Linked DNA regions of Homo sapiens: region 2 is linked to region 1. A link is an interaction called in ENCODE POLR2A ChIA-PET data of the cell type or tissue named here. Cell type or tissue: K562. All regions are shown on one strand. Each heading gives the region's core, and the rest is flanking DNA. Links, peaks and the distances in the headings are about the cores only.

Region 1 (5,349 bases), core at 350-5,349:
ATTAAAGTGAAATACAATTTAAAATTCGAGCCTTCAGTGGCACTAGCCACACTGCCAGTGCTCAGCAGTCCCAGGTGCCTAACGGCCACCACACTGGACGCAGTGGAGGGAGGCTCTGTCCATCCACTTCCATCACCCACAGATGGAGCTGCTGCTACGGTCTTATACTACTGGATATCTAGTAGTGCCCACATGATAGTACATACTAACTATCTGTCGAATGAATAATACAATAATTAGTTTTAACTTGTCTTAATAATTCTTAAAATGTGACAGTCAAAACGGAAGACGTCCGCTTGTTTTACACAGTTGGATTAGCTGGGGGTTATTCTTCCCTTCTGCCTATTCCCAGCTTTGTTTTTAGGGAACGTGCCACAGATTTTGGATCACACGTTCACAGAATGTATCTGATTATTTCATTCTGGCCAAATCTGTCATATTTGTTTCTCCAAATGAATTATCTAAATATTATTTTACCCAAACTGTTTGCAGTTGGGTAGATGATGTACATGTTAAACCTTCCTGGACGCTGATTTATTTTTTTCAATGTGTTAGTATCAAATTCTAGCAAATTTATTTCTTAAGCAAAGAAATCATTCCCTTTTCAAAGCCTTCTTTTCTTTAAAAAGAAATCAAGCAAGTATCCCAGCATACCATGAGTCAAAGAGGAAACTGGAAACTTCCAGGGCAAAATCTTAGACCCAAGATGAATTCTGCAAGGAAACGTGATGTGAAACTGATCCAGCTATTTGTAGGATTACAATAAATACACCTTTGCCCTCAACTCCACAATTTACTGCCAAGCTGCACAAGACAGGGATACAAAAGGAGCCGGCGGAGACACTGTTAGCGGATCCCTTCACTCCAGAGGCCAGTTTTATCCCAACACAAGGATTCTTTACTGCCTCTGCCCCTGAGTAAACAAACACCTTCCCCCCAAGGACATTTCCCTTTCTCCTGCCCTCTTTGCAAACAACATCTGAATTTGCACGTACTCTCCAGGAAATCAAATGAATGTAACCTATCTAACCAAAGAAACTGAAGAACACGCCATAAATTGAAAGATCGGTTCCTACAGTTCAGTATTTTCTCCAGTAGGCCTTTCTGTAAAAACAAAAAAACACATTTCTCCTGCAGAACCCTTTATAAATATGGTTTTGATGATCACAATTACATTGAGACAGTCTCCTACAACAAGAAACGACTTTTGGATCTGCTCAACAGAAAGAGAATTTTGCAGCTGTGTTCAAGGAAGCAAGAAAAGCAGAGAGTGAATTTTCATGGAGTTAGACTGCGTTGAGACGAATGAAGCTAAGGCTCAGGTCTCTTTCATTACGTGTTTGACTTGTCCTGATTCAAAATCTAAATAACTTAAAGGGTGATTCTTCATGGAATTCGAATCTTAACACCGGAATAAAAGGGTAGCCTGCTGACGACGATCACAGGGAGGACAAGGGGTCACCCCCACTTTCATAACATGGCCTGACCCTTTTCTGCCGCGGACAATTGATCCGAAGGACGCCGGCTGCCCAGCCCTGGCGGGCCACTACTGACCTAGTCCGAAGTTAGGAACAGCCTTGCAAACCGCCCCCTCCCCCTCCATTTCATCAAAATCGGGGAACAAATTCAGAAAAGGTGCAGCTGGTTTTCTCCCTACACGTGCCCTAAAACTCGGGGGCTGGATCCACTTTTCATAGCTGTTTAATAAGAACTCCGGGCAGTTCGTATTACTTCTTTCTCAGAGTGCTTGGTGGTTTAAGTTAAAGCATTTTCCTCTCTCGCCTTTGGGGGAAAAAGCCTCGGCTGCTGGGGTTTGTGGGCCCCTCCCCCGGACTTCGTCTTCCTTTCCTTCCCCAGCCCCCGACCCGTTTTGCTCTCGTCCAAAACAGAGCGACTCCCCCGCTGCCGAGGAAAAGCCAGTTCAAGAAGCCGGGGGAAGGGTGGGGCCCCGCGTGCCCCGGAGCAGCGCCCCTCGAAGGCGGGGGCAGGAAGCAGCCGCCGCGCCCCGTCCCGCTTCCCTCCCTTCGGGCCAGAACAATGGCTTTTTGCCCGGAAAACGGAGTTGGGAGCAAGGGCGGGCGCGCCCCGGGAATCACGCGGGACTCGGTGGGCGCCCCAGGCCCGAAGTCCCTAGGCACCTCCTCCCCCAGCCAGGGGCCCGCCCGCGCCCCCACCCCCGCCCCCGCCCCCGCCCGGGGCCCCGCGCGGGACCCCCCGCCGGAGCGCGAGGCCCAGCCCGCCGCGGACAATGCGCGCCCCGCCCCGCCCCGCACCCGCCCCCCCTCGCTGATTGGCCCGCACGGGATTTGGGCAGCGCGCGGGGGCGGGCGGCGGGCCGGGGCGCGGGCGCGGAGCGGCGGTGCGCGTGCGCGGGGCGGGCCGGCGCCGGGCGGGGGCGGTGCTTTGTGTGCTGCCGGCGGGGCGCGCGGCGGTCCGGGCGGGTGACTGGCGGCGGGCGCCGCGGTCGGGCTGGCTGCCGGGCAGCATGGAGGAGCTGAGCAGCGTGGGCGAGCAGGTCTTCGCCGCCGAGTGCATCCTGAGCAAGCGGCTCCGCAAGGTGCGTGCGGCCCGCCGGGCCCCCCGCCCGCCGCCCGCTGTCCGTCTGGCTCACGGCCCCTCTTCTCTCCCCGCAGGGCAAGCTGGAGTACCTGGTCAAGTGGCGCGGCTGGTCCTCCAAGTGAGTCCCCCGCGACGCCGCGCCCCCCTCCCGCCCCCTCGCCCGGGGGTGGGGACGTGGAGCCCCTCGGCCGCGCCGTCCGGTGGCCTGGGGGCGCCCGCGGGCAGAGCGGGAAGTTCGCGGGGTCCCCGCGGGCTCCTCCGGCTCTGAGGGGGGCGGGGGCCGCCCGGCCCGAGGTTGCCCTTTGTTTACACGCCCGCGGGTGCAGAGCTGGGCGGCCCCCCGCGCCAGAACCTCCTCGGCTGCCGCGCCGCGCTCCCCCCAACCCCCGTCCCGGCCGGGAGGGAGGCGCGGGATGCAAGCCCCCCTCCTCTTGGCCAGATTCTCCCCGCTGTAACCTGAGCTTGCTATTGATGGATGTAGAGTTTCTTTTTTTTTTTCTTTCTTTTAATGGAAGGGAGGGTGTTTGGCATCCCCGGAAGGGGCTCTCTGCACAGCTGCTCCCGCGGCCCCGTTTCTGCGTCTTCCCGGACCCCGCTCTTTCTTCGCTACCCCTCGAGGTGCCCCGGCCCGCGCGCCACATTGTTCTGGATCTCGGGCTGGGCGCCTGTGCCCCTCCCTGCATGCTGGACCTGCCTTCCCTTCCTCCTCTGGCTCCGGGCCAGGGTTTGGGGGAATCCCTCTCTGCAACTTTGCGTTTTATGGGGGTTTGTTTTTCTCCCAGGCAGAGACTGTGGGAGTCCTCTTGTGGCCTTGTTTTAATTGGGGGGTTGGAGCGGCAGTTTCCCTTTGGGTCTGAGGTTAGAGTGCTGGCTTGGTGGGGGGTGGCCAGCCTCCAAAACCTGGGTTTGGACTTTGAGAAGTGCCATGGTGCTACGGTGCCACTGCCATCGGCCCAAGTCGAGGAGCGGTGAGGGCGAGCCCCCTCGGGCTGCCTTGCAAAGCGGTGATCATCAGCCTGGCGTCTAATGCTGCCCTGTCCTCTGCTTTGCAGACATAACAGCTGGGAGCCGGAGGAGAACATCCTGGACCCGAGGCTGCTCCTGGCCTTCCAGAAGAAGTGAGGACGCTGACAGCACTGGGGAGGGTGTGGGGGAGGGACGGTGGCTGGTTGGAGTCGTGCTGGGCGCTGCTCGCCTGCCGGGAGGCTGGAGCTGGGGCTGTGGTCTGAGGTCCCTTAGCAAGATTGTGTCCAGGGCCATCTCTGTGGCTGGCTGTAAAAGTCCCCAGCCAGCCCCTCTCCCACCTTCTCCTAGCCAGCCTGTATCCATCCCTGAGAAGAACCTAAGTAAGTGCTGCTTTGGTGTTTCCGACAGCCATACTTGCAAAAACCAACTTTTTCAGTTGCTTCAGATAAAGATGTTATAGCTTCTCTTGGCCTTTTCTGCTGAGTAATTTGCACATGGCGCTAACAGAAAACCAGGAGAGCAGGTTTGCCACAGTGACGCAGGTCTGCCCTTCCAGCCCTGCACGCGTGTGCCATCAGGCAAGAAGGCTCAGAGAGGGAGCTGGAACACACAGCACGCAGTTGTGCCTATTGTGATGTCTCTCTCAAGAAAGAAACATTTATTTTGCTCTGGCCTGCAGCATACAGTACCAAGTAGCACCATGAGGCCGGATTGGGCCAGACTTGTTTCTGTAATTCTAGATGTCATTTCTATTTTTAGGTAGGAAGTTTAGGTTAAGAGATAGGCCTCCTTGAGATGTTCAAGGGCAAGGGGTGGTGAGGAGAGGGCAGTGGATGTGCCCACCTGGCATGAAGGGCCAGGGAGTACTGTTCAAGCAATGGCAAGATGGGGGGTGGTTTCACTGACGGCTCCCCCTGGATCCCCTGGCTGGACTTGCCCTGTGGATAGAGGCAGAAGAATTGGTTGCTGGAGTCTTTCCCAGCCAGGGTCAATCTGGACGGTTTGTTCTCTGGTAGCAAAAGGTGCATTCCCTTTTTTCCACTGTAGCGGGACATATTGGGTCTTCCCAGAGGGGTCATGATAATGGGGAAATAGAGTTTTCTGGTGGGGCGAGCAAAAAGAAGAGCCTGTGCTTGCTTAAATCCCTTTGGAAAATCGTAACAGCAACCCATCGTCTTCTGTTAGTTCCTGTCTGGGTGCTGTGAGCCTTGGGGTGGGGGAATGGCTTGGCCCACTTCAGAGGCTGGTGCGCTTCTCTGGATCTAAGACGGTGTCCTAACTGTTGAGAGAGATTGTGGTTTTGGTTAGAGCAGAAACACCTGAGATAAGAAGAGTGTAAAACCCATGGGTGGCTTGGATGACATCGTGGAAGAAAGAAAACAGAGAAGGTGGGACAGCCTTCTCCATCCACCAAAATGTTAGCTCTCTCTGGGCACTAGGAGCTGGCGGTTACCTGCTTGGTATTGGAGGGGGTGGGGGTATGGCCCTTGGCGACGCACAGGATCACAGCAGTCAGTGCACAGGTTAATATTTCAGCGGAGGAGATCCATGCAACACTTCATTGTCCTTTTAGGAGATTTCAGGTTAAGGACCAGCACTTAAGAGTATGAACTTTGCCTGGTACTAATCAGAACTGTGTTGAGGAGGTTGCCTTCCAGGCCCCAATGAGATGATGTTTGCCCAGATAATTACCAGGGCCCCTTTTCTGAAATACAGGCTTTCCCTGGGGGCTGGAGGTTCTGCTAGCACTTCATGACCCTGGAGGTGTGGAGGCTCTTCTGGGGGCGGGGGGGGTACTGCGAGTGGTGCGTGCATTGAGCCTTG
Region 2 (5,365 bases), core at 142-5,141, 130 kb before region 1:
TATCCCCAACTAAACTGGGGGGATTCGATTTTTCCACTCCTTTCTCTCTCTAATCACCCAAAACAGATAAGAAGCAGAAACAGAATGAATTAGAGAGTAATGCTGGATGCCCGGGCCGAGGGAGAAGGGCAGAGCTAGGGACCTGTGGGGTGGGCCAGGGACGGGGCTGCTGATGGCAAGCAAGTTGATTTGCCCTAAGGAACCTCCAAAACTCAGGGAAAGCAGAGGCCCTGGGTACTTTAAAGGCCCAGGGGAGGCCAAGGCACTGGGGGTTCTCATAAGGATTCTGCACCCTGCCAGCCTCATTGCAGCCACGCCGCTCTCCCACCCACTGAGGCGCATTTCCACTAGGACGTGAACCAGAGAGACCTGGGGCTCAGGGATGCCAGGCTCACAGAGCAGGGGACAAGCACAGTACTGAAGGACTATTAAACAGAAGTCTCCGGCCCCTCCACTGCCCACCCCAGAACCCAGGACCCACCCCAGGCAGATCAGAGGATGCACTTCTGGAGAGACTAAAGCTCCCCAGAGAACAGACCTATAAATACACCGACACTTAGGAGTCACAGTAGAAAGGCAGCTGTCCACCCATGGCCCCCGAGGGAAGACTGCCATCGACGTCAGCGCCCACCAGTCCCCGGCATCTCCAAGCGCCCTGCAGGCTCCAGGGTGGCACCAGCATCTCCATGCCTGAAGCTTCTCCTAAAACCTCAGAAGATGGCTCTGCCTCTCGTGGGGGTGACAGGGTCCTGGCCTTTACCCTCGGCCTCTCCAAGAGCCCTGCACCCGGGACTCGCCTGAGGTGGGGCATAAACACCCCAGCTCCGCCAGCGCCATCCAGGCAGGGGATTCCAGGTGTGTGTTCTGCACTGTTCCTCAGAGGTCCCTGCAGGGTTGAGTTCCAAACACACGCACTGCAGGATTGAGTCACCAAGTCGCCGGTTTGGTGATGCACCCCTTCTTGGCGGCCTTCCCTTCCAGGGTCCACGTGCCCACTTCCCCTACCAGGGCTTCCTCCACCTCCCCAGTAAACTGCTTTCCCCCAAGCCTTGGCTCAGGGTTGGCTTCTGGAGGAACCTAGATAGAGAGGGTCTGTGAGCTCCTGGCCATCAGCTCGATGCTGCAGGTCTTAAACATAAGGGGAAAGACAGACAGCGCCAGAGAGTTGAGAAAAGTCTCCAGTGGACAACAGCAACCAAAACAACAGACAGGGGAAGATGCGGATCATGTTCTGTGGTGCCAGACTCCAAAATGGCTGCCTTCTGGTGGTGACACCCCCGGGCCGTCCCCTCCCACTGTTCCAGGTTGGTCTCTGTGACTGATGGAGTGTGGCATGCAATGTGACTGGTGATATGGCACTTCCGAGATTAAGCTACAGAAGATGCTGCAGCTTCCATCTTGGTTTGTCCTCTCCCTTTCTCCTTTTCTCTCTTGCCCCCTTTCCTCTCTCTCTCTCTCTCTCTCTGTCTCTCTCTCTCCTCCCCCGCCTCTCTCCCTCCCTCCTTCCCTCCCCCTCCCCCCTCCCTCCCTGTCTCTCTTTCCCTCCCTCTCTCCTTCTCTCTCTGCCTTTCTCTCTGTCTCCCCCTCCCTCTCCCTGTCCATCCTTCTCCCTCTCCTTCTCTGTCTTTCTCTCTGTCTTCTTCCTCTCTCTCTCTCTTCTCTCTCTTTCCCCCCCTCCACCACCCCCCATCACTGGCTTTGAGGGAAGCCACCTGCCATGTCAAGCAGCCATATGGAGAGGCTCACGTGCCGAGGAACTGCAGCTCCTGCCAGCAACCAAGTGGCTGAGCTTGGGAGCAGATCCTTCATCCCCAGTCATGCCCTAGATGCCCCCAGCCCTGGCAAACATATTGACTGCAAATTCACGACACACCCCAAGCCAGAACCACCCAGCTAAGCCCAACCAGATCCCCCGCCCATGGAAACTGTGAGATAAAAGCCATTTGCTGTTTTAAACCATTGTGTTTGGGGGTAATTTGTGACATAGTAATAGATAACTAGTACAAGTGTATGCTTTACAAAGAGAAGAAAACTTCAAAGAATCCATTAATATTGTCACAGAGATGAGAAAAGATACTACATCCATGAAACAAGAAGAAATAGAGAACAAGAATGTTTGCAAGTTAAATATAATAACATAAGCTGGGGTCAATAGAAGTGTTAGAAAATAAAATTGATGCTTGAGCCCAGGAGGTCAAGGCTGCAGTGAGTTATGATTGTACCAGTGCACTCCAGCTGGGGTGACAAAGCAAGATCCTGTCTGGAAAGAAAGAGAGAGAGAGAGAGAGAAAGAGAGTGTGGGATAGGTGCAGAAGAAAGGAAAGGAAAAGGAAAGGAGAGGGGAGGGGAGGGGGAAAAGAACGAGAGAAAGAGAGGAAGGAAAGGAAAGGAAAGGAGAGGAGAGGAGAGGAGAGGAGAGGAAAGGAAAGGAAAGGAAAGGGAAAAGGGAAAAAGAAAGATTGAGAACATTTCCCAGGAAGCAGGACAAAAAGGCAAAGAAATGTACAGTCGGTTTTTGTTTGTTTTAACTGAAGAGTTAGGTAATGAAGCCAGGAGTTCCAGCATTTGATAAACAGAAGTTCCAGAGAGAACAGAGAAAATTAAGGGAATAAAATTATCAAAGAAATAATACCATAAATGTCCCCAGAACTGAAAGGCATTAAGTCTTCAGGTTTAAGACCATTCCAAGTGTCCAAACAATGAAAACTATAGGCACACCTTTATGACATTTCAGAACACCAAGGATAAAAGCTTCCAGAGAGAAGAAAATGGGGCCATATAATAGGATCAAAAGCTGAATGTCATCACCATTTTCTACAGCAGCATGGAAATCAGAATTTAGTGGGAAAAAAAATGCCTTCGAAATTCTAGGTAAAAATAATTTCAAACCCAGGATTCTGTACTCAACCAGACTCGTTAACTGAACATGAGAACAGAATAAAGAGGCTTAGGATATTATAAGAGAATGTGCTCCACTAAGGCCAAGCAGTAAACAAAAAGATAAAGCTGCTAGATCCAGGAACATGCACGTCGGCACAGGGTTGAGCAAAGAAAAGTCCTGGATGAGAGCCCTGCAGCTGCCTTAACAGTAACCTGTGAGTGCCAGGGCACAGGTCTGAGGGCCCCAGGACAACTTCCCCAGGCAGAAAAGAGGGCTAAGATGTGTTGACTACGTGGAAGGTTGTATGAAAAGGCATGTTGGAAGGTGTACAAAACCCTAAGCCATTATTAACTCCAGGATAAACAGAAAGTTGTACAACAAAAAAGAAAAATGTTACAGTTATCATTGTTATAGTAAGAAAAACCTTAATGTAGATTTAACGAAGATTGAGGTTTCATTGTTTAGGTGTAAGTGAGATAAAAACCCGATCTACCATAAAAGAAAGCTTAAAGATGAAGTGTAAAAATAATGAATCGATAGCTTCGAGTGTATAAGCAATGTTCAGAAATGCAGAGGTTAATTCCGGAAGAAACAGCTAGCAGTAGAAGAATAGGCAGAAGTAGGAAGGGGGAAAGAGAATGCTGGTGTTTATTATAAATTTGGAGCATAATTTCAATTTTAAAACTATTTGCATGTCGTGGTTTTTTTTTTAAAGTTAGCTGGATTTCCAGCACTTTGGGAGGCTGAGGTGGAAGTCTTGCTTGAGACCAGGAGTTTGAGGCCAGCCTAGGCAACATAGCAGGACCCTGTCTCTACCACCAAAAAAAAAAAAAAAAAAAGTTAATTCAGCTTTTTAAAAACTCATAAAAATAAAATGTTAGGGCACCTGTACTGGAAAGTCTCACCAATTCATACAAGTTGTTTGGTTTGTCACCTGAACAGTATGATTTTGAAAGAAATACTGCTCTTTTTTTTTTCATCTCCACAAAGTAGGTTATCTAAAGCAAGCAGTTTTGCTAAAAGGATAAACAAGGGCATGAAAGAAAGAGGGAATTGTGGACGTATACAGCTTGCAAAGGCCTTCCAGTTTTCTGGTCCAAGCCACTCATTCATTGCACAGACTGGTAAATCGAGCACCGGAGAGGCTGTGTTTACCCCAAGATGGGTGGGTAACAACCAGCACAGCCAGTCTCTGACCAGCTTTCGGACTCTCCAGCCCCTGAGCCCCTCTAGACTACCCTCCAAAGAATTTTTTCACAGTGGGAAGACTCTTCTAGGGCAGGTGGCCTGGCACTGAGGTCAGGGAGCAGGGAAAGGGAAGACACTGGAAAATGAGTTCCAGACACACCTAAGCAAATGAAAGAAGCATTAGAAAAGGTTACCTTGGCTGGGGCATGTCTAAAAGACTCAGCCCATGTTCCTGATCCTTTTCTGAAGACATTGAAAACTCTACAGATCAAAAAGTCTACGGCCCAGCTGGAGAATTCAAATAGACATGGGCACCAACCGCCCCCAGGTACAAGCCCCTCGGTGTAAGGGAAGGAGTCCCTATTAAGGAGCTCTAACTTTAACAAAATGACCTGATTTCCAAACAAAAAGAACTGGACTTACCCAGGTAGCAGAATTTTGTCCTTCAGAATCGTTTTAGCACCTTGCAGGGGAGGGCCCCTTTTTTAAAATGCTATCTCATTTGGAACATCTGGGAATTCCACTTTGAGAGGTGGCCTTCAGAGCCAACGTAAAATCCACAAGGAGAAAATGGGTCTCATCGCTTTATGGGCCTCTCCCTCTCTCTGAAGCAACATTATGCAAATGCCTCCTGGCTGCTTCCACAAAGCGAGCCTACCGTCTAAGGACTAAGATCTGACTCCGCGGAAGGACAGGAAAAACAGAATAAACTGTACAGTCTGAATGGGATTCTAGAGGAGAGTTCCAAAGCGACTGGACCATGCCATTAGCACGAGTCTGAGGCTTAGCTTCCCGACGAGGCTGTTGGAAGGGAAAGCACCCAAGTAGATGAACACACCGGGCCGTGAGTTAAATGTCGGGTGGAAGCTCAGGTCAGTCCACTCTGCTGAGTGCTATTCTGTGTCCTGCACTGGTCCCTGGGGCCACAGGAAAAGCCCTGCACCCGGACCAGCACGAAGAGGGCACAGGTCTGACCTAAGTCCGCAGGGGGAAAAAGCGGGAGACAGGGAAGTCACTGACGGTGGCCAGGCCCTAGGTTCATGTCTCAGTTCCTGGACTCCCTGACCAGGTGACCTTGAGGCTGTGTGCCCAGGGAAATAACCACGTTCCCACCCCCCAGAGCCATCTATAGGACTCAATGAAGTAATGCATAAAAATTGCAGTAACTGTCAAATAGAAAGTCCTCAACCAATGTAAGCTGTGACTATGTGTCCAAACCCTTTATCCTAAATTCAAAAATTCCAAAAGCTCTGAAAGCCTAAAGTTTTACCTTCTAATTTTGGCAGTAAAACTCAT

Evidence for each region. Peaks named below come from ENCODE experiments on the same cell type or tissue, not always from the same donor. Only the 100,000 strongest peaks of a DNase experiment are listed, where the experiment ranks them.
Region 2: POLR2A ChIA-PET joins it to region 1 with 6 read pairs; 2 of 35 experiments call an interaction of 5 or more read pairs at or near these places.

Annotation. Positions count from the first base shown.
Region 1 is chr17:79,775,751-79,781,099 of GRCh38, forward strand. It overlaps CBX2 (chromobox 2), which reads left to right and starts at 2,398. Exons shown (of 5, transcript NM_005189.3): 1 at 2,398-2,557; 2 at 2,634-2,677; 3 at 3,612-3,677. The coding sequence starts at 2,486. RefSeq lists silencers at 2,203-2,582, 2,593-2,662 and an enhancer at 3,058-3,651. In K562, for the core only: a CTCF peak has its summit at 1,978; DNase peaks (open chromatin) are centred at 1,981, 2,331, 3,241, 3,721 and 1 weaker place; H3K4me3 peaks cover 2,588 bases.
Region 2 is chr17:79,650,183-79,655,547 of GRCh38, forward strand. It overlaps a transcript of RBFOX3 not described here. Among named protein-coding and RNA genes, the nearest start is that of RBFOX3, 42 kb to the left of the region's middle. In K562, for the core only: no CTCF peak of the experiment used is centred there; no DNase peak of the experiment used is centred there; H3K27me3 peaks cover 576 bases.